Regions from separate parts of the Homo sapiens genome. Here region 2 is linked to region 1. A link is a contact called in ENCODE Hi-C or POLR2A ChIA-PET data. All regions are on one chromosome and are shown on one strand. The core of a region is the stretch at or near the end of the contact, and the rest is flanking DNA. Distances in the headings are between cores, read along the strand shown.

The links. Hi-C counts contacts between places; a loop is a spot of excess contacts on that map. ChIA-PET counts read pairs that join two places held with the same protein, here RNA polymerase II (POLR2A). Pooled maps may share reads with other maps.
Region 2: a loop to region 1 is called in a map of endothelial cell of umbilical vein, with 2.8 times the contacts of the local background. The contact joins two enhancer-like sites. A Hi-C loop is called at or near these places in 2 of 168 maps with a recorded cell type or tissue (PC-3 and endothelial cell of umbilical vein), 2 of 37 single-sample maps with no recorded cell type and 5 of 50 pooled maps. POLR2A ChIA-PET finds 5 or more read pairs at or near these places in 1 of 52 experiments (GM10248).

Annotation. Positions count from the first base shown.
Region 1 is chr15:48,355,221-48,361,208 of GRCh38, forward strand. No RefSeq gene overlaps it. Among named protein-coding and RNA genes, the nearest start is that of DUT-AS1, 26 kb to the left of the region's middle. Within about 2 kb of position 3,776, at least 3 of the 41 ENCODE cell types and tissues checked have a DNase peak (open chromatin) inside an H3K27ac peak, as active enhancers do.
Region 2 is chr15:48,721,996-48,727,589 of GRCh38, forward strand. It overlaps the pseudogene LOC645405. Among named protein-coding and RNA genes, the nearest start is that of FBN1-DT, 79 kb to the left of the region's middle. Within about 2 kb of position 1,421, at least 3 of the 41 ENCODE cell types and tissues checked have a DNase peak (open chromatin) inside an H3K27ac peak, as active enhancers do.

The DNA.
Region 1 (5,988 bases), core at 2,526-5,025:
CACTTTTCTGTGTCCCTTGCTCAGATGTGTTTGGCATGAGGCTGCAAAAGCCACGGCTACTTTATCGCACCCCAAATCTCTGAATCTCTGTTCTCCCTCCTGGGAATGTGAAATATGGACAACATGCAGTTTCTACCTTGTATTGTTAACATAATTATCCAGATGAATTCTCTTATTATTTCCCCACACATATTTTGAAACAAAAAATCCTTTCCCTTACGAAACTTCACTTCCTTTCTTCAGACGCACACCTTCTGTGGGGTTTGAACATTAACCTCAGCTGACTTCAGAGCTGCACTAAGCAAAGCCTGTGTTTTCTAGGCCAAAGTAGACAAAGTGAAGTGAAAGGAGCTGTTGCCAGTTGATGCTGACGAAGGTAGAAGAGAGGCTGGGTACTCACGCTAGGTTCCACCCCCTGCACCGCCCTCTCCCCCAGTACAGCTCATCTGGGAGTTCAGATTCCTCAGCCTTCTAGGTCACCTCTGATGAGCAGGGGCTGTGAGAACTGCTTAGCCTTTTGGCTACTGTAGTGTGGTTGGGAGAGAAAATACGTATTAATATTATTACTTAAAGATAGTTTTATTTGTGTCTATATTGAACATCTCTTGTTTAGAAGGCAAAATAATCATCTGCCTGCCACATTTTACTTCGTAGGCATAGAGTATCACCTTTTTTTTTTTTTTTTGAGACAGAGTCTTGCTCTGTTGCCCAGGCTGGAGTGCAGTGGCACGATTTCGGTTCACTGCAACTTCTGCTTCCTGGGTTCAAGAGATTCTCCTGCCTCAGCCTCCTGAGTAGTTGAGATTACAGGTGTCCGCCACCATGCCTGGCTAATTTTTGTATTTTTAGTAGAGGCGGGGTTTCACCATGTTGGCGAGACTGGTCTCAAATCCCTGGCCTCAAGTGATCCACCCGCCTCGGCCTCCCAAGTGCTGGGATTACAGGCGTGAGCCACCGCGCCCAGCCAGAGTATCATCTTTTAAACTGCTTTGTTCTAATATAATTATCTGTGTCCAAATTTTAGAATTGATTTTCATAACTTAAATTAGAATACAAATAATAAAAGGAAGAGAGCTAACATTTTTTAAGTGCTATATACACCAGGTGCTATTCTAGTTGTGTTCCTTTTACCTGAATGAGGTATTGTAAACCTAGGGGCAGAATTTACTCTTAGGGTGAAAACTGGTCTCTTTATTTTTAGGGAGTCAGCAAGCCATTCTGATGGGCTACTCAAATGTTAGAGTAGGATCTCAGAGCTCAAGGGCTTGTTTGGGCAGGCTGAGAAGGAGAGGCAGAGAGATGTGAGGGACTCAGGAGTTGGTGGCAGGGGTGGTTAGCAGGGGGCAGGAACGCCAAAATATGGTAGGAGGCTAATCAGAGAAAGGACCAGTGAGAAATTTCCTGCATCAAGGAGTGCCAAGACACTTCTTCTAAATTTATATTATGGAAATTTCTAGCATATACAAAAGCAGAATGAGAAGTATAATGAACCCCGTGTAATCATCACTCAGCTTTAACAATGATCCTCTCATAGCTGATTTTGTTTCTTCCGTATCCCTACCTACTTGCCCACTCCCAACCCCCAGTGAATTATTTTGAAACAAATCCCAGACATTGTATCACTTCACAGATTACATTTTAATCTGTTTTCCGAGCTATCTGTACGGTAGCTCCCCTCTTATTACCCAAACTTCAGTCAAATCCACTCCTTTAGTGTCAGTGGGACTTTAGAGGGGGACTAAAAGCAAAAGAGTTTGCATCTGGGCCAAAATGGGTGAAGAAAAAGTAGTGAGAAGCCTGATGCGCAGCCGAGATTAAGAATAAGCAGAGCTCCTGAGAATCCTTGAAAAGATTGGAGGTGAAGGGATGCTAGTTCTTCCATAGAAGTCAGATGGGAGTTTTATATAGTAGTGTGTGTGTCTGTGTGTGTGTGTGTGTGTGTGTGTGTGTGTGTGCTGTTATTAAAATGAAGAGTGACTCTGGAAGACTGGAAGACTTGGGGACAGCCAGACAGCTGGCCTTTGGGTTACAGTTGCATTTTCCAAGTTTCCTTTCCTTGCAAGGAAAGAAAATACTAAATTTAAACACCATCTTTCAATTTCTCAGTCAATAATTTCCTTTTCTGTCTCTTTCACAAATGCAGTTTCAAGACATCAATGCAAGGCATTTATTTTCTACGGCGCCTTTCAGAAACATGAAATCACTGAAGGAGCGTTGTTAAGCAATTCCAATCCCAATTAGGTTTGCAGCTGATGTCTACGTAGCCTTGTTTAAGTTACTATTCTTTAACAACTTGTGGTGTAACTAGCAAAAATTGTAAAAAGTGGACCTAGATTCTTGCAAAATTACCCTGTAGCGTTCTCAAGGTGGGGGAAAGAAAAATATGGACAACAATTGAACTAAATTTAATTTTATCAAGTTAATAATGCCTTTAAGATTATAGATAGGCCAGGCGCAGTGGCTCACGCCTATAATCCCAGCACTTTGGGAGGCCGAGGCAGGTGGATCACCTGAGATCAAGAGTTCAAGACCAGCCTGGCTAACATGGTGAAACCACATCTCTGCTAAAAATACAAAAAAATTAGCCAGGCATGGTGGCGGGCGCCTGTAATTCCAGCTACTTGGGAAGCTGAGGCAGGAGAATCACTTGAACCAGGGAGGCGGAGGTTGCAATAAGCTGAGATTGCGCTATTGCACTCCAGCCTGGGCAACAAGAGCAAAACTCCGTCTCAAAAAGCAAAACAAAACAAAAGATGATAGATAAACAGAGGAATTTGGGATTTGAAATGTCATCTTCTCTTAAGATGCATCTAGACAGTTGATAATTGCCCAAATAAGTTTAATATGGGATAGACTGCGAACTTTTTTTGCATGCAGATAGCATGAGTTATAGCTATTTCCTTATTTATATTCTAATAGAAAAAGAATTTTTCTTTGAGAAAAGAAAATGGCAACTTTACTATCTTTATCAGATGCGTTTCTGTCTTAAAAAAAGACCGAGGCTGTATGTGGGAAACAAAAATTATAACCAACATTAAGACAATATGTTGTTGAAAATACTGCTATCTAGAGGCCTTAGGAAATAGTATCTAGCAACCACTAGATGTCACTTGATGTTTGCTTTTTTGTAAAAGGTAGTTTTTTTGTTTTGTTTTTGTTTTTTCATAGTTTATCTGCAATTATAAGTCTACAATTCTCAATGGGTCCAAGCTGGCAGAAAACAAAATGCTGCAATATTTGAGTGAAAGCAGGCAAAAGTCATTAGATGAGAACAATGATTTTAACTTTAAATAAGATTTGGGTGGTTGCAGGGTTTGTATAATCTCTCCTGGCATTTGTAAGGACCAGAGAAGCCAGCAGCTTTGCCCTCCTGCTGTGTTTAAACAAAAATGGAAAATTGTAATGAACAGCTAGATTTTTCCTATCTTTCATTTTTTTCTTCCTCCTCCTTCCCCATTTTTAGGAGAATGTGACTTTTAAAATGATTGCCCTTTAATGAGGTTACTTGCAGCATTTTAAGATCAATCCTTCTTTGTTCAAATTTCTACCCACAAATCAAAACTGTTTTAATCTTCATTATCTCAGTAAAGCGCATGTGACAAAAGTAAATGGAGAAGACGTCTAGAAATGTTGTGAGGGTTCTCTGGGGTTATCCACTTCCTGTATTTGCTAAAACTCTAATAATCAGTTCCAGTAGAGACCATGTATCCTGGGGTTTTGTTTTGTGTAACAGCTATTTGTTTATTTTTTTTAACTGTCATTGTATTTTGGCTTCATGATGGTTAAATGAGTCTCCGTATTAAGTAAACCTCTCTGACCCTGCCTATTTCCTGTCTTGTCAAACCTTTCCTTGTAAGAATAACAGTGTTCTTTTATTTGGTAGTGTGCAGCATGATGTTTTTGGCATGGCCAACATTTTTGACTTGCAAAAATTTGTGACCTCAAGTGTGAGAGAAGTGAATGCTTTTTTCGGTACCTCATGGGGTCTCAATCTTAAAAAGTATCTTACGAAAGAATTATCAGCATGTTTATTTCCCAAACATCACAAATAAACAAATAGAAATAGCTTTTTTTAATAAGCTACTAAAAATATTAAACCAATGAATACTTGGTGAACATTTTGCTGCTACTAAACTTACATAATTTCTCAAACTGGCCTAGCTATATGAAGACACAGAGCTTTTATCATGTTCTGTCTAGTAATTCATATTTTTGAAAACATATTTTCAAACCAAAACACATTGTATGTGAGTGGAGTATGGCTATTCCAAGTCACAGAATGGAAGAAATATCTTTGTTGCCTCATCCTTATATACCTAGGTCTATTTAGTTCTGAAATGGATTCTATAAGATAAGAACCATCAAAATCAAAAGTCTCAATCAAATGCACCTCCTTTTTTTAAGGTAGCTAGCCATTTGCTAGCATTTTTCTCTTATCTTTTGGTTTATTTTTCAATAATGTGGACATTATGAGAATAAAATCATGGTAAACATCTCTTGCATTTAAAGATTGACAACTGCTAAATATTAATTTTGAAATATTGATAACTAATTAGAATCTGAAGAAAATAGATTGTGTTGATTTGAAGGTGTCATGAATAAATTCTTATAATCACATAGCAGTAGTTCTGAAAGTCTTGGCTAACAAAAATCTAAATATCTGCAGCAAATGGAATTTGATAAAAGTACCACCAACTAGTAGTTTTTTGTTTTTTATCATTGGCTAGAAATATAGTTCTAATAAAGAGCCTGTGATGTATAGGCAGTAACAAAGAAAAAGCTGAGGACTAAAAAGATACATTCATCATTCTAGTATGGAATATTTTTTCTCAAAATGTCTGAAACACAGAACTATAAGCTTAATTTAAGATTTTCAGCCTGAGCAACATGGTGAAAACCCATCTCTACCAAAAATTAGCTGGGCATGATGGTGCATGCCTGTAGCCTATAGTCCCAGCCATTCAGGAGGTTGAGGTGGGAGGATCAATTGAGCCTAGGAGTTCGAGGCTGCAGTGCACCGAGATCACACCATTGCACTCCAACTTGGGTGACAGAATGAGATCCTGTCTCAAAAAAAAATATTTTTTCTTAGACCTGTCATTCAAACTTCCTTTAATTATTCATTGTCATTAAGTATTTCTTTTTCAGAGCCAAATCCAAGGAGACTTAAATTGTATTATCAAGATTTATTTCATTTATACCACACACATATAACACATATACTTTCCTATACTATAGTTTTCAAAACACTATTGTGTTGTCTTCCTTTTTAGAAAAAAAATACAGTAATACTTGAAATTGTATTAGCATTTTAACTAGCCCAGCACCTATTTTTTTCCACATGTGGTTTCCACTGGTGGTTTTCATAGGCCTCTAGAAGTTGTAGGTGTAGCCCCTTGTAGGTACAGATTGCCTTGTTTAAATAAAGGAATCATTTTTTCTTTAATAGAACCTAATTTTTTAAAAGCACATTTAAGTTGTGCAGTTGTGATTTGAAATAATAACAAAAAGTGATTACACCTAAAAGTTCTAAACTGGTACAATATTATCATGCCATTAGCTGTGATGGAGCTGAAAGCTGATAGAACTTACACTTGTATCTCATGACTCTGTTTCCTTTGAAGTAAGCACTGGTGGCTGACCGAGTTTAATGTCCCAGCTTTTTGGATCTCTAAGAGGATTACAGTGTGATTTTATAACCTGCCACAAATTCCTCTCTATGCAACTTACTATGTGCTATGTATGTGTTTTTAAAAAAATCAACTGGAGCATGTGCCTGTAGTCCCACCTACTTGGGAGGCTGACTCAGGAGAATCATTTGAGCCCAGGAGGCGGGAGGTTGCAGTGGGCTGAGATCACACCACTGTACTCCAGCCTATGGGACAGGGAGAGATTCCATCTTAAAAAAAAAAAAAAGAAAAAAAAAAGCAAAACAAAAACAACAACAGCAAAAAACCAATTGGAATCAAAATGTGTTTTCAAATGAGT
Region 2 (5,594 bases), core at 171-2,670, 360 kb after region 1:
AAGAACAAAACTTTTCATTTCTCCTAAGGAGACCTCTTTCTTTATTCTTTGGTATTTTGACTTTGAGCAAGTACAGATTTTCTTCCTTCTGGTGTTCAAGTGTTTTTTCTTCAGAGCAGGCAAATACATGTAAATAATCTGATTTGTTCCAGGGAAGAGAACTTTGAAAGTAAACTTCCTACAGTATATTCAGGAAGTGACTTGAGGAAGATAATTTGCTTTCAATAGGTGAGATCTTTTTTCTCTCTCCAGATGGGAATATTGCTTAGTTTTTGGAGGAATGGGCCAAATATATTTTTATCTGAAGGGAAGAAAAGAATGTGCCTTTCTTAAAACTTGGTTTTAGGTTTTTCTCAACCTCCCAGCATTCTGGGAACACAAATTTGTGTTGTCCTATATTGACCTAGATTGATATATCCATGTGCAATTTTTATTGAGTACTAAACAACATAGAAGAAATGACAGTGTTTAGTGGGGGAGATTTCACACCAGATTTAGGGGCTTGAAGAAACTAAAAGCACCACCTTATCATTGTCACTCAGAGCTAACATTGATTATTGAGTCCATACTATTTTCCAGTTAGTGTAAGTTCCTTTGCAAAAATTCTCATTTGAACTGATAATCGAAATGAGAGACTGAGGCAAAAGTCTCAGTCGATGGAGGTTTATTACACCAGTTTTAGGGCGCATCTGGGAAAACATGAGCCACAGGCACATCTGTGGCTGTTTTCCTGAAGAGGTTTTTAGGAGCTTTAGAATTTATATATTTCTTTAAAGGGAGATAGGCATGCAGGAAGGGGGGAAGGTAAGGCGAATGGTTATATTCTCTTGAGACTTTAGTTAGTGCCCAGTAAATCTACATTTTACAGAGATAAGATGAATGTTTGAAGAGAAAAAAAGGAGAAAAGAATGAATCAATTATGCAGTTGTCTCTGATAGGTGAAGGAGATGACTGATGTTGTCTTGTCCTTGCTCTGCATCTGGAAGATAAGCTTGTAAGCAACATAATCAGTGTGGAATCAAACGGCTTTAGTTTTAGGAGCTAGATTTAAGACGGTAGACCTAAAGTAACAATTGACATGTCCTTGTTTATAGGAGGCCAGCAAAGAGTTTACTTATGAATGATGTGTGAGGCCAGTCCTTCCCAGATGCCTGAGGCCTTTTATGTTTCTGTGAATAACATTAATAACAGCTATTCATTTGGAAGACAGTGTTGCAAGATGGTTGCTGCAAATCCAGGTGTTACAACCAGACACAGTAACATCTAAAAAATGGCTCTAACCACTGATCTAGAAGTTGCACATTTGTCATTTAAAGTCAGCTCTTTCCAGTGTGGAAGAAAATACTTTTTAGAAAGAAACATTTTCTACAAGCCCTGCAGCCTCTCCCTTATATGGCATTGTCCAGAACTGAGTCATATGCCCATCCCTAAACAAGTCACGGTAACAGGAATTGAGGCCACTGGGATTACTCAGGCCAAACAGGAGTCAGCAACAGAGTTGAAACTGAGTCATGAGGGGAAGTGACAGCTATGCCCCCCTTGGTCTGCCAACAAGGAAGAAGTAGGTAATAACGTTGGGTAGATAACCAATAGTGTCCACTATATGTTCCCATTTTCCAGATGTGGAATCTAGGCTCACCAGTAGGTGACAGAATAAAGATATGCAACATATTTGATGTCAAAGTTTGATCCTAGTCACTACCTCTTCTAACCTGAGAAGTCTGCTTTGTACTAACTAGATCTGAACTATTCAGTACAGGTCTGATCCAATTTTAACAGGATATTTTTCAGAACAGTGCAGCAACTCCGAAATGTTTTTAGTATAAAGTCCTCTTATTAATGATAGCAACGGCATCTACATATGTTTGAAAACGATGCCATATTGATGCTGGAGATATATTGTCGTTTTCATTTGTAGATAATGCATGGCCAGCAAATGAGTTCATATTCACCTTGCAGTAACTCTATGGCTTCCTTGGACTCCTGTTCAGCCACATGAGACTCTTTGCATAAGTTCCTTCCCTTCTTTCTCATCTATAGAATGAGGATAATAAGACCTAGTTTGAAAAATTGTTGGAAGGATTAAGACAAAAGTGTAGGTATAGGGCTTAATATGATAACTGATCCATTGTCATGTTTAATGAATAATCTTGAAGACCTTTCAGAGTAGATTGCGACACTGGACTACATTTTTAAAAACTTTTCCAGGAAAACTAATTGGTAGCCAATGAAATCATTGACAGCTACAGGGTCACTGTGATAATACATGTATTGAGTTCACCCTGTGCTCTTACACAGATAGGATATTTCAACTTTTATTGAATAGGGTGAAATAGGGTGTTTCAATTTTTATTAACCGTTCCTAGGGAAACAGTTTGTGTAAGAGCACAGGGTCAAGAAAATATAAGAAGCAGAATTTCATCCAGTACATTCTATATACAACATGATTGATAAAATTATGAAATGAAATGAGGAAATATTTCAGACAAGGGCTATGCCTGAACCAAAACCAAAAATAAGTTTTAAAAGTTTTGTTGATTCTACTTAATTTACTCATCAGACAACATTTTTAAGAGCACAAGATTTAACATGTTCTCAAAGTTTCCAAATTATTGCTGACCTTTGTGGAAGAAGCCAATTCATTTATCTTACTTTCGAAAATAACAAAGTTTCTATTTAATGATGTTTTACTATTTTGATTTCTAATTAATTTCCTGGTCTGGTCCTTAAGGGGAAAAGTTGTTACAATTATATCAAGAGATTTAAAAATCGCATATTTACTACTAGAAAATTTCTAAATATCTTTTTTCTTTTAAGATGAACCATTACTCGTTGAATTTTAAAATTACAAAAGGTGGTTCTATAATATTACAGGCTTTCCTGTTGTGTTGGTAAATTTCTAGCTGCAGCATAATCTTCATATAATGTCATATTCTATAAATCCCTGCTAAAGAGCAAGATCTATTGCTCGTCTACATCCTGCTGAGAAAGCAAGTTAAACTGATTTCACATGTGGAGGAGCCTGCTGAACTCATTTTCCTGCTTGGAAGCATGGAGGGGAAGTGGAAGGAGCGGAAAAAGAAAAGGACTTTCCCCTTTAAAATAAATTCCAGCTCACCTGTAAGCCAAACCAAATAAAGACAGTATAGGGATTAAAGCCATGGCCTCTAGCGTCACAAGAAAAAAAAAATACATCTATATTTAAATGTAATGTTGGTTCCTTAGTTGTGAAAAAGTTACCATAGTGATGTAAGACATTAACAACAGAGGAGTCTGGGTGAGAGGTATAGAGACTCTGTATATCTTTGCAACTTTTTGGTAAACCTAAACCTATTCTCAAATGAAAAGTTTACTGCCAGATCAAATTGAAAAGCTTACCAAGCATCTTCCACCAAGAACAATTGGCTATCCACGGACTCTTGTTTATGGTACTGGAAAACATGGCACAAGCTTGCTTGAAAACTCTTTATCGAACAATGACAGGTTTAGACACCCCAGTGCTGATGGTAATTAAAGACAGTGATGGACAGGTTTTTGGTGCGTTAGCAGCTGAGCCATTTAAAGTGAGTGATGGCTTTTATGGTACTGGAGAGACCTTTGTTTTTACATTCTGTCCAGAGTTTGAGGTCTTTAAGTGGACAGGAGATAACATGTTTTTTATCAAAGGAGACATGGATTCACTAGCTTTCGGTGGTGGAGGAGGAGAATTTGCCCTTTGGCTTGATGGAGATCTCTACCATGCAAGAAGCCATTCTTGTAAAACGTTTGGGAATCGTACACTTTCTAAGAAGGAAGATTTCTTTATCCAAGATATTGAAATCTGGGCTTTTGAATAAATACAATGCTCTCTGTCTTAGCAGGAGAATGGCCCAAACCTGACATGGACAAGCATTGTTTGGAAAGTTCAAGAAGCAATACAGTGTAACATGTCACTTGTGCTTTAAAATTGGTCTGTCTCACCATTTATTACAGGTATAATTTTGGAGTTTATTTTTCAAATAATGTTCTTGTCCCAGAGTTCTTTAGGTTAACACTATGGACTGCGTCCATGTACTAGTATAACAGCTTGGGTTTGTTAGAATTTGGGCAACATTTTGATTATAATGACAACTTCATTTTCACATGTTACTCAGTTCCCTAATAGGATGGTGCTCTTTTGTTGAACCTGTATTTTTTTTTTTTAACTATATTGATTCGTTTACTAGAACCATCTAATTGGGGCATTGAGGAAATGAAGACTAGATACTTCTGTATCTGTGAAGTTGGCACAGGTAACATTTGGACATGTTCATCTTATTCTTAGGAAGGAAAAAATCACTTGCCAAAATAATACATACTTCATAGACAAAAAAAAAAAAAAAAAAGACTTGGGTATAACTTTTGGCTTTGCCTGCTGCAAGCTTGTGTTAACCATGAACAAATTACTTATCTTCTCTAAGCCTTGATTTTAGCCAACCATAAAGTGCTTATACAGAGCCTCACTCAAAAAGCTGTTGTGAGGATTAAAGGAGTTAGTGAAGTGCTTGGCACAATGCTCATCATCAAGTTAGCATCTGTAAATTAGTTGTTCTCATGACTGTGCCCACCAAAGGACTGTGCACTTCAGTACTCAAGGGAGAGCATGGTCCCTTCAATCCACCCTGTCTTGATTCTCCAGTACTGTTGATAGCAGAGTCATCTTCACAAACACCCAGGCTCTAAATCCCTTCTCAGTAGGTCCTGGAAGCATGGGTGTGTCATATTCTCAATCTTGTCACCTCTTCATTTCCACCACATCTACCCTGGCTCTGGCCTTGTTCCTTGCCTGACTGTCCTTGGACATTGTCCTCCTGGTTCCTTGGCTGTTTGCTCTGTTCCTCCAAGTCCTCCTATTATATGGCTTCCCTAATCTCTCTAAATCATGCTACCAAAACTTCAACAACTCTCCCTTTTCTATGAACCAAATTTCGAATTCTTTGGCTTTGACATCCAAGACCATCCATGATCATGATCTAGCCTCAATTTACCTATCTCACTATTCTTCATGTACTCTTTTTTTTTTATTATTTATTTTTTTTTTTTTTTAGAGGGAGTTTCGCTTTTTTATCCAGGCTGGAGTGCAATGGCACAATCTCGGCTCACTGCAACCTCTGCCCCCCAGGTTCAAGCAATTCTCCTGCCTCAGCCTCCCGAGTAGCTGGGATTATAGGCGCCCACCACCACACCTGTCTAATTTTTGTATTTTTAGTAGAAACGGGGTTTCACCATGTTGACTAGGCTGGTCTTGAACTCCTGACCTCAGGTGATGGGCCCGCCTCAGTCTCCCAAAGTGCTGGGATTACAGGCGTGAGCCACCGCGCCCGGCCTTCACATACTTTTAAATCTGGTTTACCTGAATCTTTAGGTAATCATATGCCTAAACCTTAATAATAGCAAACACTGAGGCCCAGACAGGCTACAGAAACAGCTAAGACACAGAGCTAATGACAAAGCAGACTTTAGGTCCTTGATGGCATTCTAAGTTTACACTTTGGAAGGACCCAACATCTACCAACATATAACAATGATGGAAAAAGTATATAGAGAAAAAAGACTTTTAAAACACAAAATGTCCC